Regions from separate parts of the Homo sapiens genome. Here all the other regions are linked to region 2. The links are chromatin contacts, found by Hi-C or POLR2A ChIA-PET in ENCODE. All regions are on one chromosome and are shown on one strand. The core of a region is the stretch at or near the end of the contact, and the rest is flanking DNA. Distances in the headings are between cores, read along the strand shown. Region 1 overlaps MCTP2 (multiple C2 and transmembrane domain containing 2). Region 2 overlaps MCTP2 (multiple C2 and transmembrane domain containing 2). Region 3 overlaps MCTP2 (multiple C2 and transmembrane domain containing 2).

The links. Hi-C counts contacts between places; a loop is a spot of excess contacts on that map. ChIA-PET counts read pairs that join two places held with the same protein, here RNA polymerase II (POLR2A). Pooled maps may share reads with other maps.
Region 1: a map of natural killer cell shows a loop between it and region 2 (3-fold over the local background). The contact joins two enhancer-like sites. A Hi-C loop is called at or near these places in 4 of 168 maps with a recorded cell type or tissue (B cell, OCI-LY7, naive thymus-derived CD4-positive, alpha-beta T cell and 1 more), 11 of 37 single-sample maps with no recorded cell type and 11 of 50 pooled maps. POLR2A ChIA-PET finds 5 or more read pairs at or near these places in 8 of 52 experiments (GM12878, OCI-LY7, activated B cell and 4 more).
Region 3: a loop to region 2 is called in a map of natural killer cell, with 4 times the contacts of the local background. The contact joins two enhancer-like sites. A Hi-C loop is called at or near these places in 4 of 168 maps with a recorded cell type or tissue (CD8-positive, alpha-beta T cell, OCI-LY7, naive thymus-derived CD4-positive, alpha-beta T cell and 1 more), 25 of 37 single-sample maps with no recorded cell type and 15 of 50 pooled maps. POLR2A ChIA-PET finds 5 or more read pairs at or near these places in 11 of 52 experiments (BJ, GM12878, MCF 10A and 6 more).

Annotation. Positions count from the first base shown.
Region 1 is chr15:94,323,837-94,327,415 of GRCh38, forward strand. The region is part of intron 4 of MCTP2 (multiple C2 and transmembrane domain containing 2); the gene reads left to right. Among named protein-coding and RNA genes, the nearest start is that of MCTP2, 94 kb to the left of the region's middle. Within about 2 kb of position 1,420, at least 2 of the 41 ENCODE cell types and tissues checked have a DNase peak (open chromatin) inside an H3K27ac peak, as active enhancers do; they include natural killer cell, where a contact is called at or near this core.
Region 2 is chr15:94,270,744-94,274,073 of GRCh38, forward strand. All of the region lies in intron 1 of MCTP2 (multiple C2 and transmembrane domain containing 2), which reads left to right. It also overlaps the pseudogene RPL26P5. Among named protein-coding and RNA genes, the nearest start is that of MCTP2, 41 kb to the left of the region's middle. Within about 2 kb of position 1,633, at least 4 of the 41 ENCODE cell types and tissues checked have a DNase peak (open chromatin) inside an H3K27ac peak, as active enhancers do; they include CD8-positive, alpha-beta T cell, OCI-LY7 and natural killer cell, where a contact is called at or near this core.
Region 3 is chr15:94,304,866-94,308,105 of GRCh38, forward strand. All of the region lies in intron 2 of MCTP2 (multiple C2 and transmembrane domain containing 2), which reads left to right. Among named protein-coding and RNA genes, the nearest start is that of MCTP2, 75 kb to the left of the region's middle. Within about 2 kb of position 1,991, at least 4 of the 41 ENCODE cell types and tissues checked have a DNase peak (open chromatin) inside an H3K27ac peak, as active enhancers do; they include CD8-positive, alpha-beta T cell, OCI-LY7 and natural killer cell, where a contact is called at or near this core.

The DNA.
Region 1 (3,579 bases), core at 170-2,669, 53 kb after region 2:
CTCTTCTATTTCTCTCATCTTTCTTTGCTCTTTCTACTCTCCTTTTCTTCATCCTAACGTTTTCCTTTTATTTCCTTATATTCCCCATTTCCTTTCCATTATTTTCCGGGATGTTATACAAGATGTATTGTTTTCGACCAAATAGGACTTACACTTGTTTTAAGTTCTCGATCTGAGTAGCTCTTGGCTGTCTTAAACTTTGAGACTGGTAAAGCAGAAGAAATATGTGAGCAATCGCCTTTAATTCCAACTGCTTCATGATTTGGTTGATGCATGGAGGAAACTGAACCCTGGGTCCATTTCCCATGGGAAGGAATGTGGCCGAGGAGGAGGTGTTCTGGCGTCTTAGAGCTGGTCTTATGCTCCAGGCCTGGCTTGAACTTCAGCCTTGCGATATGGGCAGGTCTCTCGTCCTGTGCAAAATGCTCAGCTCATACCCTGTTGGCTCGTAGAGCGCTAATACGTGGAAAACAATAGCCCTCGCTTTAAAACCCTGTGCTTTGCTGTAATGTTAGGCCGCTGTAGTAGTTTACCACTGTGGGCTGAGGGAATACTGTGTTGCTGGTGCCCTCTTGTGGCCACTCTGTAGCGTTGCAAAAGGAAAAGAAAAGTTAATGGAAGTTCGCTGTCACATTACTAGGGCCGTGAAAATCACTTCAGCTGTAGGTTGAGGTTTGATGGTCTTTTTTGATGCGAGTTTTAGTGGATGAAAATAAATGAACACTCATTCAGAAAACTGCTCTCTTTCTCAATTTCCAGCACAGGTAGATATCTGACGTTCGTTTCTAGAGCAATGGCAGCTTTATATGCAGATAATGGAAAAAAATGTGCTACATAAGTCAAGTTCATATTTAAAAGGAGTAGTTCAGAGAAAAAATTTAAAGATCTCTCGATACTGTGAGAATTATGCTATGTAATCGCTGTTACATAGCATAATTTTTACTATTATTAAATAATTGTTATCTTATTGTTTATTATATTATTATTCAATTATTGTTGTTTAATAAATTACTAAATTGTTACCAAAAAGTTAAAATGACTGATTTAAGTCCTGGTTTTCTTTTGCTATTTAGCAGGCTAATTTTTATGATGTTGCTAGAACTCTGTATTGTATACTGAGCAGCGGTGTAGCTTCCCAACAGGTGTGTTCTGAATGGGATGTACTGAAGTATTCATTCTGGCAGCCCTCTGGGCACCTCTGTTAGGCTTGGGCCACCATAAACCCTGCTGTGCCCTACAGACATCATTTTGTTTTGTGTCATGATGTGACGTGCTGAAGAGTGCTGGATGGTGGGTGAGGGTTATGCGTGGGCTTTGGACATGGACCACCGGAGTTTGGATTCTAGCTCAGACACGGTCTAGCCATGAGCCTGCTAGGCTTGCGGTAGGATTAACCTGGTGTGTGTGCTTGTGGAGACTTGGTGGTGGTCGTGGGGCGGGGCCGTGAGGTGGGTGGAGCTGAAACAGTCATATGCAATAAACATTAGCTGTTACTATTGCCGTGTGAATTGTCATAGTTATTCTTGGTATAGTTATTCTAGTTTGGGTTTTGTTTTTGCATTTCGCCTGTGGGAACAGGAATGACTTTGTGATTTCCCCATCCTTTTTATCGTGGGCTTATCTTCCCAGTTTCCTCATCAATTTTTGTACTTTTTGTGTATCTTTTTGCTCTTTTACTTCTTTTGAGATAAAAGTTCCTCCCCCTGCCGCCACCACCACCTCTAACCTGGGTGGTGTGAGGGTTGTGAAAGGTGTTTTCTTGAGGTCAGGTCTTATTTTCTGTGAAACAGGAGAAATGAGAGACTCTTTTAAAAGGCACCTTATTTGAATAAAGACTCTGTCGTGGATTGAGGTTTAATTTTCCCCATCATAAATTTGACCTAGAAAATGCCCCTTCATGAGTAAAACTGGTGTTGACGAAGGCACACCACTAGGCCTTACCGAAATTCTGAACCTACTCTACTCCATCGCTCCGATTTTTTTTTTTTTTTTTTTTTTTTTTGAGACGGAGTCTTGGTCTGTTGCCAGGCTGGAGTACAGTGGCGCGATCTCGGCTCACTGCAACCTCTGCCTCTCTGGTTCAAGTGATTCTCCTGCATCAGCCTCCCGAGTAGCTGGGATTACAGGCATGCGCCACCATGCCCAGCTAATTTTTGTATTTTTAGTAGTGATGGGGGTTTCACCATGTTGGCCAGGATGGTCTCGATCTCCTGACCTTGTGATCTGCCTGCCTCAGCCTCCCAAAGTGCTGGGATTACAGGCATGAGCCACCGTGGCTGGCCCGCCCCGATTTTTAAAATCTATTTTTCTTTCTAAAATGAAAGAGAATCTGGCTTTTAAATGTTTGGTTACCTGGTGTTTTCTCTCTACACATTTTTCTCTGTATTATAAAAACTTTATTTTGGAGAAGAAATTAAAAGCTTAGGGCACCATACTTTGTTCAGTCAACATTCTGAATTAAGTTTGTTCAAAATTTGTAACATTAGGAATAATGCCACAACAAACGTTCTTATACCTAAATCTGTGTGTACAGGTTACTTTTTCATATATTTGCAAGTGAGTTATTTATTCAGGTGGATTGCATTTTTTGTGTTATATGATCTGAGCATTTCAAGATTCTCATTAAAAAATTGCCAATTTACTCTTGAGAAAGACCTATTTGTTGACCTACTGGTGTGTGAAAGTGGGCCACTTTTTGTTTCTCACCTACCTTGTTATGTGGAATATTATTGTTACTTTTTTTTTTTTTGAGACTGAGTCTCGCTCTGTCACCCAGGCTGGAGTGCAGTGGCATGATCTCAGCTTCCTACAACTTCTGCCTCCTGGGTTCAAGCAATTCTCCTGCCTCAGCCTCCTGAGTAGCTGGGATTACAGGCATGGGCCACCACGCCTGGCTAATTTTTGTGTTTTTAGTAGAGATGGCGTTTCACCCTGTTGGCCAGGCTGGTCTCGAACTCTTGACCTCAGGTGATCCCCGCCCCACCCCCCCCCAACCTCGGCCTCCCAAAGTGCTGGGATTACAGGCATTAGCCACCGTGCCTAGCCATATCTTTGTTAATTTGATAGAAGGAAAGTGTTGTCTTGTTTTTTTCTTTAAATTGTTTTCATCAATTTGGACCTTTAAATATGTTTGGTTAATGAGATATTTGCTTCTCTGCATAGTCTGTTCCATGCATCACTTGTTCATTCTGTCTCCTGGGCATGTTCACATGCATTTTTTAAATTTGTCACTTGCCTTTAGATTGTGTTTATAAAGTTTTTGTTGCAAAAATATTTTTAATCTTACGATTCTTTTCTGGAAAGTGTCATTTTTTATCTAGAAAGCTTCTTGAGAGACACACACATTCACCTACATTTCTTCTCTTTTCTATCTAGTTTTACATTTTTTCATTTATTTCTTTGATCTCTGTCAAGTTTACTTAGTTTCTGGCCCAGAGTAGGAACTGAGTTTTACTTGAACCAAATGGCTATCTATCTAACTAGGACTAAATATTTCTTTTCGTAATGATGTGACGGTCACTTTTTAAGTATACATTAAATTGCAGCACATATTGGAGCCTGCTTCAACAATTTCTCTTT
Region 2 (3,330 bases), core at 383-2,882:
ATCTAAGGGGTGTTTTCCTGATGCATGATAGAAAAATAGATGCTTGGCTGTCCACAGCCACCCTTTGTTTCCACTCGGTTGTTTCTCTTCCCTTTACCATCACAGACAGACAGAAATTATTGTCTGTCTCTTCCAAGTAGTACATAACTTTCATGTAAGCAAGTACTCTGCCTTGTTCACTGATATATCCCTAGTGGCTGGAATATCCCATCGTTACTTAGGTGTCAATATGTGTATCAGATGACTGGATTAGTATTTTAAAACAGCAATGGCAAAGAAGTTGTAATTGACTGGTAACACTTGGTTGTATTACCAGTCAATCACAACAGTGTTACCAGTCAGTTACAACAGTACTTCATATGCTATTTGTGTGTATGTATGTGAGACGAGAGTGTGTGTGCATAAAAAAGTTATCCTTTCTACTAGTTACATAGATTTAAATCCAGATGATGGAATTAATAATTTACAGGAAACTCCCCATCTAAACAATTTTGATAAGCTTTGCAAGATATACCACACATTAGGTTGTCCAAAAATTGGATTTCTCTACTCACTGCTCTTCCAATTATATTATTCTCTCATCTCTTTTAATTGAAGGAAGCATGATACTTGTATTCTTACATGAGACTACCTTAAGGGCATAATGATGTGATTATATTTGGGTATATGTTTTGAAATTGGTTGCAAATCTCTAGAGGTTATCAGTAAAACTACTTGTAGCATGTTAGAATTAGTGAGTTTTCCTGTCTGCTTGGAGGAGGTGTAATTGCTCTTTGGATAGACAATAGGTGTTTGCTGTTTCTGTTAATATGGGTAGGAGCTGGGGACATGCTTTGAATGATTATGTTATGAAAGAAACTACTGGCTTGATGTTTTAGAAGCAAGAGAAAGATAAATGGTATAATATACTTATTTGAAAGATAGGTATTTGAATTTAAATTTTCTTTCTTGCTCTTTGGTAGATGTGATGATTTCTTTAAAATATTTTGCTTTGTTTCTGAAAAATTTGTCTGGATTTTATGGCTTAAAAATATGCACCATTTGTGAAACATATTCTTTTTCACACCAGAAATGGCTTTGGAACATATGCATAAAGTTTCTGTTGTTCTAAATTAGTGTTTCTTTTGGGCTAACCTTTCAATTACATTTACCATCCTAAAATAACTTCTTTACCTAAGTTGGACAAGATTTTGTACTGGAAATTAATACCTTTGCCTCCTACTATCCTTATTCCGGTGATGTTCTAAAGATAGTTCAGGTGTTCTGTTTCTGCAGGTAATTATTAGACAAGGAAACCTTTAAATGTGGTGATAATGTTAGGCAGGACCTTTGAAGTTTAATGGTTGTGTTCTAATGTAGGAACTGTTTAAGAGATCCATCTGTGTGGTTTAATCTAGGGCCAATAAACTCAATTATGTGAAGAAGTGAATTGCCTTCTCTTATATTTGTATGTAATGGCTAAGACAATTTTTTTTATTGGATGGTGCTTAATTTCAAAACTTGGGTCTATACCTGGATGGCAGATAATAACTATTCTTCTAAGGTGATCAAGGAAGTGTGTGTGGGTGTGCATGCATTGGGAGATGAGGGGTAGCAGTCCAATCAATGAGTAATTACTGATTGAACACTGTAGCCAGAGAAGCACGTGCGTTTAGCGTGAGTGTTGCGTCTGTCTACCTCTGTGATCCAGCCTCTTCTGCTCGACCTTCAGCCCAATTTTTTTTTTAGTTATCTAATCTGTTACTTTCATTTCCTTCTTTCCCACTCTCTTCTGAACCTACTTTAGGCAGATTTTCTTCTCCATTCTCCCATCAAAACAATGCATATCAAGATTGTCAGTAATCTTCATTTCACTAAATGGATACATTCAAGATTATTGTTACTGGATCTCCAAACAGCACTTGAGACTGTTGACCACTTCCTCTATAAAACACCCTTCCTTTGGCTTTTCGGTTTTGGGTTCTATTTGTCATAAGATAACACCATATTTTTTTTTCCCCTCTCTGGCTATGTCTTTCTAGTTTCCTTTGCAAGTTTATGCTGCTCTAAGAAACCACTAAGTGTTGGAGTTCTTTAAGGCTAATCGTCATAGTATAAGGCTTTTATATTTTCTTGGCAATGTCATCCATTACCATGCCTCCAATTGTCATCTGAATTGCCAATCTCTTCAACATCTTTCTCTAGATGTGCCCTCTCTCTTTGCTTCACAATCATGTGTCCAGCTGCCAATGTGGCTTTTCCAGCTGGACTTGTGAAACACAACAAAGTCAAGACTGATCTCAGGCTATCCCTTGAAAACCTGTACTTCTCAGCGAATTACCCTAGAACTCTCTAGTAGGGCTGGACTCAATAGTGACATACCGTCTCTCATCCCCTTTAGTGAGTGCCGTTAATGCAGCAACATTGCTTTCTCAATACCTGTTGTCTTTACTGATAGAACAAGAAGATGAACAAATCAAAAGCACATAGATCTAAACAACACAGCCAAACACCTTTCACTAAATGGCATATATAGAACCCAGCAACTGCAGAATTAACCATGTGCTGGGCCACAAAGGGAGCCTCTAATTTCAGAGGACTGAAAACATACTGATTTGCTTTCTGACTTAATCCTCAGCAATTAGGCTAGAAGTCAGTTACACAAACATAACTAGACAATCCCCATATAGAAATTAAGCACTATATTTCTAAAATCCAATATGTCATAGAATAAGATAGAAATCAGGAAATATATAGGAGCCAGAGAGTCACCATGAAGTTCAATCGCTTGGTGACCTGGGACCACAGCAAAAACTGCAAACGTCACTTCAATGCCCCCTCGCAGGTATGCAGGAAGGTCATGTCGTCCCTGCTCTCCAAAGAGCTGAGCAGAAATACAATGTCTGCTCCATGCCCATCTGCAAGGACCACGAGGTCCAGGTGGTTTGAGGACACTACAGAGGTTAACAAATTGGCAAGTAGTCAAGTTGTACAGAAAGAAAGTCAAGGTGTATCCATCATTTCCCAATGCATGCACACCCACACACACTTCCTTGTGTCCCTTATTCAGAAAGAAATATGTCCTCTACATTGAGCAGGTGCAGTGTGAGAGGGCCAACGGCACCACCATCCCTGTGGGCCTTCACTTGAGCAAGGTGGCTCTCACCAGGCCAAAACTGGACAAGGATCAGAAAAAATTCTTGAATGCAAAGCCAAGTCTTGACAAGTTGGAAAAGAGACAGGCAAATATAAGGAAGAACTTATTGAGAAAATGCAGGAATGAATATAACTTGTTGTGCAACCATGGTTTAACTGGAGATTTTTGGCCTAGCATGTGTTTCTTTGGAGCTT
Region 3 (3,240 bases), core at 741-3,240, 34 kb after region 2:
CAAACTTTTATTGAGGCTTCCTGGCGTGACCTCTCCCTTTTTCTGATTGACACATTATTTCATTAATTGTATGTTATCACTTCATTAATTGTAAGGCTGATATCTTATCATGGTGGCCTGGCATCCATATTGTGTCCTTTAGGTGACTTTGTATGTCTGGGTGCTGACGGATAAAGAGTCATTGCTTGGATTGAATTGTGTCCCCCAGACCAAGTTCTTATGTTGAATCTCTAACCTTTACATGACTGTATTGAAGATATGGCCTTTAGGAGGTGATTAAGGATAAGTGAGGTCAGAAGCATGGAGCCCTGATCCAATGGAACTGGTGTCCTTATACAAGAGAAAGAGACACCAGAGGTCTCTCATTCCCCACCATGTGAGGACACAGTGAGAATGGAGTCATCTGCAAGGCAGGAAGTGGGTTTCTGTTGTTTAAGCCACCTAGTAAGTGGTATTTTGTTATAGTCGCCTGAGCTGACTAACTCTGTGATCTTAACAGTTTTAGCCTCGGAGGACGATCTCATTGCTTGTGGCCAAGACTTGTGGCTAAAGAGGAGGTAAGAGCACCATAGTCTACTGCCACATACCAATACCTCCACACACATACACACACATGCGGATATATATATATATGTATGGGAGTGTATATATATACCTTTTTATAGGTGTGTGTGTATACACACATAGCTGTTTAGAAGTCAGTCTCTCTTGTTAGAGTATAAGCTCTTGAAGAGTAGAAATGTCATTTTTCTTCTTCTCCCGGCCTTTCTGCAAACCTTGCTTATATGATATGCATGTATATTGATTCATATTATCACTGCAGTTGACTTTCCAGCCACTGCCAAAGGCTTGGAAAGCCATAAGAAATTTAGTTGTGTTGGGGAAGGGTGATACATGGAGGCGCTACGTGGGTAGGGCCCTAAAGAAAGGAGTTTCTAAGCATCAGATGAAATGTGAAGAAGCTAAAGTTAAGGGAACTCGGAGGGAGAGGAGCTTATTTTTTTATTTTTTTCTTCTTATCTAGTTTTTTTCTCCTCATTTTCTCCTCTAGTCAGCACTCTCCCAGTACTTACTTTACAAGACGCTTTTAACATGCATTGTAAAATCAGCTAAGTATTTAGAAAATGCATACGGTCTATTCTGGTTCTTGCCGTAGGTATTGATGGTGAAATTGGGATTAGACACAGACACTGAAAAAAATGACCAGCAATACCAACCAGTCTCTACTCAGTGCTAGATAACCAGTTGAGATGAATGGGGAGGTTATTCTGAGCAGGGTGGTCAGGAAAGGCTTGAAGAGAACTCCTTTTGAGAATTAGTAAGACTTAGATAGGCAGAGAGTAATACAGATTAGTTAAGTTTGTCTGTGGGGCTAGAAAAATATGAAGGTCTTAGCCCAGTACCTGCCAGCCACAAGCACCTAACAAGTGCTTACTGCCATGATTTTGGTTGTATTCATTAGTGTTTATAATTATTTTTAACATTGCTTATTTTTCAGAATGACATGGAGGTTTGGAGAATTTTAGTGACTTGCTTAATGTCATCCAGCTAGTAAGTGTCAGAGACAGGATCTAACTCCAGGATTGTCTGAATCCTGGGACTGTGCGCAGAACTGTGGGTATAACATGAGTTTGGAAGTACAATTCTGCAAATGGGAGAGCTCAGATCTGGAGATAAAAAAAGTTGATCACAAAAGGAAGACATTTATTTTTCTGTGTCCACTGTGTCCTTTTAAACACAAGGATAATTATCAAGATTGAATGGGCTCATTGTCATGGTCAATAACTAATAATTATGAAAGAAAGGATCATTCCCCCTTTCCCATAATCCATGAAATTCCACAATGGGGTATGTCCTTCCCTGACATTTCATTTGGCAGTTGGAGTTGTGAATAACTAGCTTTGGCATGCACTTACGTGGGTGAGTTGAGTGATTTAGAGAAGTTCCCCATTGAGATATTTCCAGAAATGGCTTGGCAACTGCATAGCTTCAGGTTAGTGATCACAGAGAAGTAGAGTGAGAAACCACAGAGGAGAGGAAACGACCTCCAGGTTGCAAAATTAAACAAGTGCGTCAGTTTCTCTACACTTCAATGACGTCATTTTTACTATTTTTGTGTGATCTCGAAAGTCGTACCTCAATATGTGATGGTGTGTCAGAGAGGCAGGTGTGTCAGCTACATCCCAGGGTCCATCATGGGCTCAGTCTCGCTGTTCTTCTTCCTTCCCTTCGCACCTGTTGAACGCCTGCTTTGTGCTGATGCAGATCCAGACACTAGGGACAGAGTAGTCAACAAAATAGAAAAAAGTCACCTTCCTCATGGAGTTTCCACTAGGAAAGGTGGCAAGCTATAGATATAATCAGAACATAAAGTGTCATGGAGAGAAAGAAAGCAGAGTAGGTGCTGGGGGGGAGGTGTTATCATTTTGTACAGAGTGGTCAGGAAGGACCTCTTCCGAGAAGATAACCTTCACACAAAGATATGGAGGAGGTGAGGAAGTGGGTTGTGTGCATAGCTAGAGAAAAGCCTTCCAGAAAAAGAGAACAGCAAGCATAAAGGCCCCAGGGTAGCAGGAGTGTCCCTGATGTTTCAGGAAGAGCAAGGAAGCAGTGAGGCTGGAGAGGAGGCAGTGAGGCGGCAATGGGAGGAGATGGCAGAGAAGTGAACAGAAGCCACATCATGTAGGGCGTTCCTATCTTGTCAGGCAACTCTAGCTGCTTAGTGCACTGAATGAGCGGGATGCACAGGAGCCCCATGGGCTCAATGCTGCATCACTCATAGGGCAGAAGGAATCGTTGGCACACGGGCAGTGCTTGCTGTGTCTGCTGTAGACACTGGGTATAGCAGTAAGTCCAAGCTTTGCCTTGGACAAAAGATATGGAGAAATGGCGCACAGGCTGATGGGCTGTGGGCAGAGGGAAAATGGCACTGTCCCGAGGCTTCGTCAGCCAGTCTCTGACTTTGTCCTGGTCACTTTCGGTGGGGAATGTTGGAGGGAGCTAAGAAAGGGACTCAGATTGCTCACCACCTTCATCAAGTTCTTTTGATCCACTCTTCCCAAACACATAGGCTGTTTTATGACTATTACTAATATAATTCATAATAATAATAATAAATAGAATAGCAACACCAATCTAATGCTACTTACTGAGGGTTTATGTGTAAGGAACTCTGCTAATTTCTACATAAATATTATCAGACCACATCTATTTGGTTTCCTCTGTATGCGAAGAGTCCTC